Regions from separate parts of the Homo sapiens genome. Here region 2 is linked to region 1. The links are chromatin loops, found by intact Hi-C in ENCODE. Cell type or tissue: left ventricle myocardium inferior. All regions are shown on one strand. Links, peaks and the distances in the headings refer to the core of each region. The heading gives the core; the rest is flanking DNA.

Region 1 (4,670 bases), core at 278-4,277:
GCCTAGGTAACATAGCGAGACCCAGTTTCTATCAAAAATAAAAAATTAGCCACGCATGTTGGCACAAGCCTGTAGTCCCAGCTACTCAGGAAGCTGAGGAAGGAGGATCACTTGAGCCCAGGAGGTCCAGTCTGCAGTGAGCTGTGATAGTGCCACAGCACTCCAGAACAGGTGACAGAACAAGGCCTTGCCTCAGAAACCATTAATTAATTAATTAAAAACAGATGAGTAATCTGAGAGCTCAAGGAGTCAAATGAGTTGCACATAATGACACAGAGTTGGTGACAGAGTGAAGAGCACACTCTAAGGCTCCTGATTCCTCCTCATGTATGTTGGTGTGGTTTTCTTATTCTAATCCTCTTGATATGGTTTGGTTCTATGCCCCCACCCAAATCTCCTGTTCAATTATAATTCTCAATGTTAGAGGTGGGGCCTGGTGGGAAGTGATTAGATCATGAGGATGGTTTCTAATGGTGTAGCACCATCCATCCCCCTAGTGCTGTCCTGTGATAGCGAGTTATCATGAGATCTGGTTGTTTCAGTCTGTAGCACCTCCTCCTTCCCTCTTTCTTCCTCCTGCTCCAGCCATCCAGGACGTGCTGGCTTCCCCTTCACCTTTTGCGATGACTGTAAGTTTTCTGAGGCCTCCCCAGCCATGCTTCCTGTACAGCCTGCAGAACAGTGATCCAATTAAACCTCTTTTCTTTATAAATTACCCAGTCTCAGGTAGTTCTTTATAGCAATGCAAGAATGGACTAATATATCTCCATTCCCACTTTCAGTGGCTGTTGGGATTGAGGGGAACTGCAGGGGTACTGTCCAGGCTAACTACCATTTCTACTGTTTCTGAGGAATGGGGAAATGCATTCCTCAAAAAAAATTTTTTTTTTGAGACGGAGTCTCGCTCTGTCGCCCAGGCTGGAGTGCAGTGGCATGATCTTGGCTCACTGCAAGTTCTGCCTCCTGGGTTCAGGCATTGCACTCCACCCTGGGCGAGACAGCGCCACTCCATCTCAAAAAAAAAAATTCTGGGTGAAGTCACAGGATTTGTAAGTTTTAGAGGGATTCATTCCTTAGGTCTGGTGCAGTAAAACAGAAGTGGCCAACCTTTGAAGAAAGACTCAGAACTTGTCAAGTGTAAATCCCTTGATGCTATACTGGTAGTTTCCAATTGAAGAAGCTGTTGTTGAATTGAGGAATGCGGCCAGGCGCAGTGGCTCATACCTGCCATCCGAGCACTTTGGGAGGCCAAGGCAGGTGGATCACGAGGTCAGGAGTTCAAGGCCAGCCTAGCCAAGATGGTGTAACCCCATCTCTACTAAAAATACAAAAATTAGCTGTGCATGGTGGCAGATGCCTATAATCCCAGCTACACGGGAGACTGAGGCAGAGAATTGCTTGAACCCAGGAGGCGGAGGTTGCAGTGAGCAGAGATCACGCCACTGCACTTCCAGCCTGGGCGCAAGAATGAGACTCCATCTCAAAATAAATAAATAAATAAATAAAAATAAAAAAAAGAAAGGCTGAGGTGGGAGAATGGCTTAAGCCCAGGAGGCAGGCAATGAGCTGAGATGGTACCACTGCACTCCAGCCTGGGCAACAGAGCCAGACATTGTCTTTAAAAAAAAAAAAAAAATTTATTAGACGAGTCCCCTTATGTCCCAGGAAACAGAAAAGCCTATGCCTTCCTATAAACTGACACAGAATGGCTTTACGAAACAAACTAGTCCTGATATAAAATGTCTGTCATAAAGAATTCATAACTAAGGCAACACTGTCATCTTCAGCAGACATTATAAATCTTAAATATTGATAATCAGATCATTTCACCATGGGTCTGCTCAGAGAATGCAAATAATACTTTCAAATTAAGGTAGCTACTTATCTTTAAAGTAGAAACCTCAGCATATGGCTGACTTATCATGCAGTCACATTATCAATATGATTCAAACTAGCTGAATAAGCAAAAGGCAAACTATACCTACCAAAAAAACAGAATTTCTGGAACTTTTAAGATAAATGGTTCTCAGAATTATTCTCCAGCTTTTTACTATGTGACCAAATTCTAGACAATGTTTCAGTCCCTCTAACCATGTGAAATTATGTTCTTTTTCATGCTAAAACTGAGATACCAATGAATACACCCTGCTCTCCTGCCAGCATACCTCTGCCACCTTCATTTGTTCAGTAAATATTTATTCACCACCTACTAAGTACTACTCATAAGCACTGATGACACACTGTCGTAGTAAACAAGCTAGACACAGTTCTTGCCTCATAAGGCTTACATTTTATTGAACACAGCCCCAAAAAAGTAATCAAACAAAACAGAACTCGTGATAAATGGATCCAAAAGGGAGAGAAAGTAACAGAAATGACCCCATCTGGGGTGGTCAGGTAAGATTCCTCCAAAAGATGATATTTAAACAGAGACCTTGAAGCTGGGTAGAACCAACTGCAGGGCGGGAAGAAGAATCTGTTCCGGAAGCAGGAGGTGGCGTGTGACAGGCCTGGGAAGTGTTTGGTGGATGAGTAACATAAACTGTGTTTAGACAGGCAGGGGGCAGATCACACAGGCTTGTAAGGATAGTATGATGAGTTCAGATTTGACTTTAAGGAAAATGGGAAGCTATTGAAGGATACCAGGCAAGAGGGTCAGCTGCGTCCAGGTAGTTTCCAGGTCAGTCTTGCTATAATGTGAAGAACGTAGTGGAGACAGCCAGATGGAAAGCTCAAGGCCAGCGAGGAGGCTACTATCATTGTACTGCAGCACTACACGCGGGCGGCCAGGCAGGGAGATGGCAGTAATGAGGGTGAAAAGGAGAGGGTTCATGAAATAATTTGGAAGTAGAACAGGATTTGTTAATGGATTGACAAACAACATCCTGAACATGCTCCATGTTTTCAAGAATAATATTCTCAAACATTTGACCAAAACTGATCAACAACAACCATTAGTTTAAGAACTATAATACTTTTATAAGAAAGGAGTTTATTAAATATGCTTCTGGGACAATTTTTGTATTATTACTAGGAAAAAAAACCCATAGTTTTGTAGTTAACAGGCTGAAATTTAGCAATAAAAAAATTTCTACAGCCTAATCATACCCGAATTTCTTTTTTTCTTTTTTTTTTTTTGAGATGGAGTCTCGCTCTGTCGCCAGTCTAGAGTGCAGTGGCACGATCTTGGCTTACTACAACCTCCGTCTCCAGGGTTCAAGCGATTCTCCTGCCTCAGCCTCCCAAGTAGCTGGGACTACAGGCACACACTACCATGCCCAGCTAATGTTTGTATTTTTAGTAGAGACGGGGTTTCACCATGTTGGCCAGGATGGTCTTGATCTCTTGACCTCATGATCCGCCCACCTCAGCCTCCCAAAGTGCTGGGATTACAGGCGTGAGCCACCACACCCAGCCTCATACATGAATTTCTAAAGTGCAGTGGCCACTGAGGACTTGGAATCAATGAACAGAACTTCAAAAGTTAGGACAGTGAAACTACGTATTTATTAGCTTAAACCAATTTCCCCCAACAAAATCATCTTTGCCAAGTTGCATTTTAAGGGAAAAAAGAATGTTATGCTTTTTTTTTTTTTTTTTTGAGATGGAGTCTTGCTCTGTCGCCCAGGCTGGAGTGCAGTGCATGATCTTGGCTCACTACAGCCTCCGCCTCCCAGGTTCAAGCAATTCTCCTGCCTCAGCCTCCTGAGTAGCTGGGACTACAGGCACGCACCACCACGCCCAGCTAATTTTTGTATTTTCAGTAGAAATGGGATTTCACCATGTTAGCCAGGATGGTCTCAATCTCCTGACCTTGTGATCCGCCCGCCTCAGCGTGAATGTTATGGATTTGATACAAAAAACAGTCAGGGACATGACCTCTAATTTTAAATATCTCTCATGGAAAAAGCATTCATCTGTTCATTCACCAACAATACGTTTGTGTGACAGGCACTCTCCAGAACTTGCATCTTCTTCCTTGAGATTATCTGACCCCCACCCACAGACTCTGCCCCAAGCCAGGCTCTAGGACTTTCAGCCTTCAATCACCTTTGCCATAAATGTGACTTCTATCCTAATTCAGAAATGGAAGCTCCCACTTTATTTTTGACATAGACTACACTTTGCTTCCTAGATTTGTAACTAAATCCCTTACCTTTCAAAAAAAATGACAGCCTTGGATTGTTATTACCAGTCACCTTCCCAGGGACTAGAGTCTCCCCTTGGACCTAGTATCAGTGATTAAAACCCGCCACAAAATTTGGATATTATCTTTTATCTATTTTATGTAATCTGGCAACACTGGAAGCTTGCAGAGCAAATAAGTTTCATCTCTAGTGCCAATTCTGAGTAACAGTGGCTGTCTAGAATGTCATCTTCAGAAGTATTCTGATGGCAAGTACAGGATAGGAGGTGCCCAGGACTATTTAGAAATGGTCTCACTCATAAGTGGGAGTTGAACAATGAGAACACATGGACACAGGGAGGGAAACAACACACACCAGGGCCTGTCAGGGATGGCAGGGGAAAGGGGAGGAAGAGCATTAGGACAAATATGTAATGCCTGTGGGGCTTAAAACCTAGATCACGGGTTGACAGGTGCAGCAAACCAGCATGGCACATGTATACCTATGTAACAAACCTGCACATTCTGCACATGTATCCTGGAA
Region 2 (4,670 bases), core at 203-4,202, 170 kb before region 1:
GTCTTTTTTTTGCGGGGGGGGACTTGCTCTGTCACCCAGGCTGGAGTGCAGTGGCAATGATTATAGCTCACCACAGCCTTTAACTCCTGGGCTCAAGTGATCCTCCTGCCTCAGCCTTCCAGTAGCTAGGACTACAGGTGTGCACCAAATGAAGTCTCACTCTGTCGCCCAGGCTGGAGTGCAGTGGCGTGATCTTGGCTCACTGCAACCTCCACCTCCTGGGTTCAAGCAATTCTCCTGCCTCAGTCTCCCAAGTAGCTGGGATTACAGGCATGCATCACAAAGCCTGGCTATTTTTTTTGTATTTTTAGTAGAGATGGGGTTTTGCCATGTTGGCCAGGCTGGTCTTAAACTTCTGAACTCAAGTGATCCACTCACCTTGGCCTCCCAAAGTACTGGGATTACAGGCGTGAGCCACCACACCCAGCCAAATTTTTGTAGAGATGGGGGTCTTGCTATGTTGCTCAGGCTGGCCTCAAACTCCTGATCTCGAGCTATCTGACTGGCCTGGCCTCCCAGAGTGCTGGGATTATAGCTGTGAGCCACCCACCTGGCTCATTATAGCTTTCTTTAAGGCACTTAGCAGTATGTATCAAAAGCTACACAAATGTGCATTCTTTCACCCAGAAAATTCAGTTCTGGCAAAAAAAAAAAATTGAGAAAGAAACAAAAGCAAAAATATAACAATGTTCACATAGTGTTGCTCTTAATAATGGTAGAAAACTGGAAAATGAAAGCAAAAACATAATGTTCACAATAGTGTTGCTCTTTATAATGGTAGAAAACTGGAAACAGCCTAAATCTTAAAAAATAGAGGACTGAGTAAATAAAATACAGTAGGTTATTACTGTGGAATACCACACAGCTATCAGGCATCATGTTGGAAAAGGACATTTAATCAAATGGAAATTGCTCATATTTTGTTAATTAAAAAGCAAGTCAGTGTCTTTGTTCTTAAAAGAATTAAGGAGTTTTTTCTTTTTATATAAAACAGTTGAGTTTGTAATTGATAATGTAAATAATTAACATCATTCTAATTTCATGAGTATTTGATCTACAATAATATATTAACTGATTACAAAGAAATTCAGAACTAAATAAGGGTTATTTAAGCAGTAAACTGTTCTGTGTGATAATTTGGACCCACATTTAAGTTAACCCCCAAACACAGCAATGTGTGGTAAGAAGTTTCTGGTGGATGTCATCAAATGAAAACTCTGCAGGGGAGCACAGCTGATATTGTGGAATGGTGGAAGGTATCTCTTAAAAGAATATAGAGTTTCTATGGAAAAGGAGATTAAATAAGATCACGTATATATACAGAGTTTACCATACAGTAGGTATTATGGTGGCTAGAAAGCATTTATTAAAATGTAAAACAAACAAACCAAAAAAACCCCACAAAAACCAAAAACATTGCTAGAATGAGTCCTGATAAGTTAACAGGTGAAATTTACATACACGTGACAGCATTTCCTATATCAAGAGTGAATAAAGTGTTCAGTTTACAGTTGGAAGTGTCACTGCTTCCTCTTCAAGGGGAAATTCTGGTGTCTCCTTCAATTGTTCTGTGGGCTTCATTACAGAGAGTGGACAAAGAGGCTCATGCAAGGGGCAGCAGAGGCAGGTGGACTCCACTGGTGAGTTCAGTGCCAGCTGAGTACTGACTCAGCAGTGGGCCACTCCCTCTTGGAATGGAAAAGAAATTTCACATTGCTCTATGAGGCCTTCAGGAGGCCCTGAAGGATGGGAAGGGTGGGTGGTGGTGGGTGGGGAAGGCTCTAGTCCCCATCTCCATTTCCAGCTGATTGACACTGTACTTCTGTGTAAGTCTGGTGTCAAGAAAAAGTTTTGGCACTTAAAAACATGTTTGGGCCCAGGTGTGGTGGCTCATGCTTGTAATCCCAGCACTTTGGGAGGCCGAGGTGGGCAGATAACCTGAGGTCAGAAGTTCGAGACCAGTCTGGCCAACATGGTGAAACCCTATCTCTACTAATATTACAAAAACTAGCTGAGTGTGGTGGTGGGCACCTGTAATCCCAGCTACTCGGGAGGCTGAAGCAGAATTGCTTGAACCCGGGAGTCGGAGGATGCAGTGAGCTGAGGTCGCTCCACTGTGTTCCAGCCTTGGCAATGTAGTGAGGCTCCATCTCAAAAAACCCCCCCAAAAAACCATGTTTGGAAGCCAGCCATTAAATTTGAGGAGGAGAGGGAAAATGGGGAAGTAGGTGATACAACTGAGAAGCAGGAAGAAAAAGAATAAAGTCAACCTTTTTGAGACTGCCCTTTATTTGTTCTCTACTGTCTTCTACAGCCCTGAGTCTTCACTTGGTCTTTGCTCATGGTGCAACGTCAGCCAGGAATTCACTAGACAAGTCAGCAGAGTCACTAGATGCCAGACATGCAGTAAGGAGCAGAGGTTTGAGTAAGACTGCATTTCTGCTATTGGGAAGGCACGGGAGAAATACATCAACATGCTGTGGCACAGCCCGGCTCACATCTCATAACAAAATGGAAAGCCCTCTGCTGTCTTTTATACTCATTCTAAAACCTAAATCCTACTACTCTTCCACGTGGCTTCTCCAGCCTTTTCAGTCCCTGTGGTGTTTACTGACTCACTGAACTGACCTCTGCCGTCTCTGGACTTCTGTAGTGTCCAGTCACATTCTACATACCCTAAGACACTGTGCTCACTAAGCACTTGGAATGATTCTTAGGTATGTTTTTTATATTCTATTTAAATTATAAACAACAGAAGGGCAGAGACCATCATATTTCTGTCTGTACCTGCAGTACTTACTGAAGGCATTCAATAAATATTTGAATGGAAAAAATGGAGTGGTACTGGAAAAAAAAAAGAAGTTGGTGAAAAGAATAGGAGAAGAGTTTAAAAATGCACTAAAAAGTAGGGAACAAAAAATTACTATAAAATGTGAACGAAAAAAAACCCTGTAATGTGACATGGGATGTATTTAACAGTCTCTGTATTTGTGGCCATTTGTAAGACAGCAAATATGACCAGAGGTAAGTCAATCTTGGTTTAGGAATAGATAGAATTCCTCAACATCTTTTCCAGTTTCATGCTTCTGGAGCAAAACTACCACGTTTTGGAACTGGAAGAGACCTAGAAATCACAGAATCAGCTCCTCTCATCAAAGGGAGAATACGCTGATGGCCAGCAAGATCAAGTGTCCATTCCAGCACCCAGTCCGTACACCCTGAGCGGGCCTAGGGCAGGTGCCACATGGAGAATTGTCTTTACTAATTCACACTGTAAGGAAACACAGTTTGAGTTTCCAGGTGTTCATTCATGTCTATATAAATGTCAGTTCATTAAATGGCTTTACAACAGACCTTCTTCTGAGCTGGCTTTAACCAGTTGATGATCTGAAATTAGCTAATGTTAATAGTGTTTTAGAATAAACACAATTCATCTACCACTATTAAAGAGAACTACTGTCTCATCAATAGAAAGTTTATTAAAACTTTGATTAATACAAACACAAAACTTGAAACAGTTGATTAAAAATAAAGACTTTGGTTTATCTGTGTTTTCTAAATGTTAACATATGAATACATTTAGAAGTTTTCAGCTGGGCGTGGTGGCTCACGCCTGTAATCCCAGCTCTTTGGGAGGCTGAGGCAGGTGGATCACTTGAGGTCAGGAGTTTGAGACCAGCCTGGCCAACATGGTGAAACCCCATCTCTAATAAAAATATAAAAAAATTAGCTGAGCATGGTGGCAGGCACCTGTAATCCCAGTTACTCGGGAGGCTGAGACAGGAGAATCGCTTGAACCTGGGAGGTCGAGTTTGCAGTGAGCAGAGATTGGGCCATTGTGCTACAGCCTGGCTGGCAGAGCGAGACTCTGTCTCCAAAAAAAAAAAAAAAAAAAAAAAATATATATATATATATATATATATACACACACACACACACACACATATATACACACACATATATATACACATATATATAAAAGAATTTCAAATATATATAAAAGAATTTCAAAACTTCTAAATATATATATTAAAAAGGAATTATGTATATATTTAAAAAGGAACATAAGGCATTCCCACATTTAATACCTTTGCTCTTCCCTTATACTTAAAAACATCAATTTTAGATTGAAGAGGAAGAGAGGAATACGCTTATTTCCATACCCTTGTCTAAGATCATTCACTCTGTTCCATAAATCTTTGAGATTTCTACCACCACTGACTTAAGAACTATGATTCATCCGGGTTTAAACCAGTAGCTAGTGACAAAAGTCAGAGGTAGCTGGAATCCAGATCTCACATTTCTCTTTTCGGCAATTTATTGCTTGCTTCATGTTCTAACTGATGAAAATGGCCTCTCTTTGATTAAGAAGAGTGTGCCTAGCAAATCATCTCAAGATTTGGATTTGGGGCATTACCACTTTATCTTCAAAAAGAGGACCACAAAGAAGGTTACAGAGGCTGCAAATTTATCTGATCATGCCTTGCTGTGTAGTGTTGCCTCATGAGGTGATGAAAGAGGACTAGAAAAGGAGTTAAAAGTAGGCCTGTGGGGGTGCAGGAAGGTAGTTCCTGGCAGCTGCAGATTGGTGCCACCCAACCAAACTCTGTGAAGGGACTGTGATCTGTGTAGCCGTGGTCACAGAGGTTCCTGGGCCCTTGAGTGCCATG

What was found. A loop is a pair of places that touch in the nucleus more often than their neighbours do. Peaks named below come from ENCODE experiments on the same cell type or tissue, not always from the same donor. Only the 100,000 strongest peaks of a DNase experiment are listed, where the experiment ranks them.
Region 2: a loop joins it to region 1, with 2.2 times the contacts of the local background. A loop is called at or near these places in 10 of 110 quality-filtered maps.

The regions. Positions count from the first base shown.
Region 1 is chr18:12,638,250-12,642,919 of GRCh38, forward strand. All of the region lies in intron 1 of SPIRE1 (spire type actin nucleation factor 1), which reads right to left. Among named protein-coding and RNA genes, the nearest start is that of SPIRE1, 18 kb to the right of the region's middle. In left ventricle myocardium inferior, for the core only: CTCF peaks have their summits at 2,629 and 2,830; a DNase peak (open chromatin) is centred at 2,506; H3K27ac peaks cover 2,682 bases.
Region 2 is chr18:12,472,666-12,477,335 of GRCh38, forward strand. All of the region lies in intron 10 of SPIRE1 (spire type actin nucleation factor 1), which reads right to left. Among named protein-coding and RNA genes, the nearest start is that of PRELID3A, 67 kb to the left of the region's middle. In left ventricle myocardium inferior, for the core only: no CTCF peak of the experiment used is centred there; no DNase peak of the experiment used is centred there.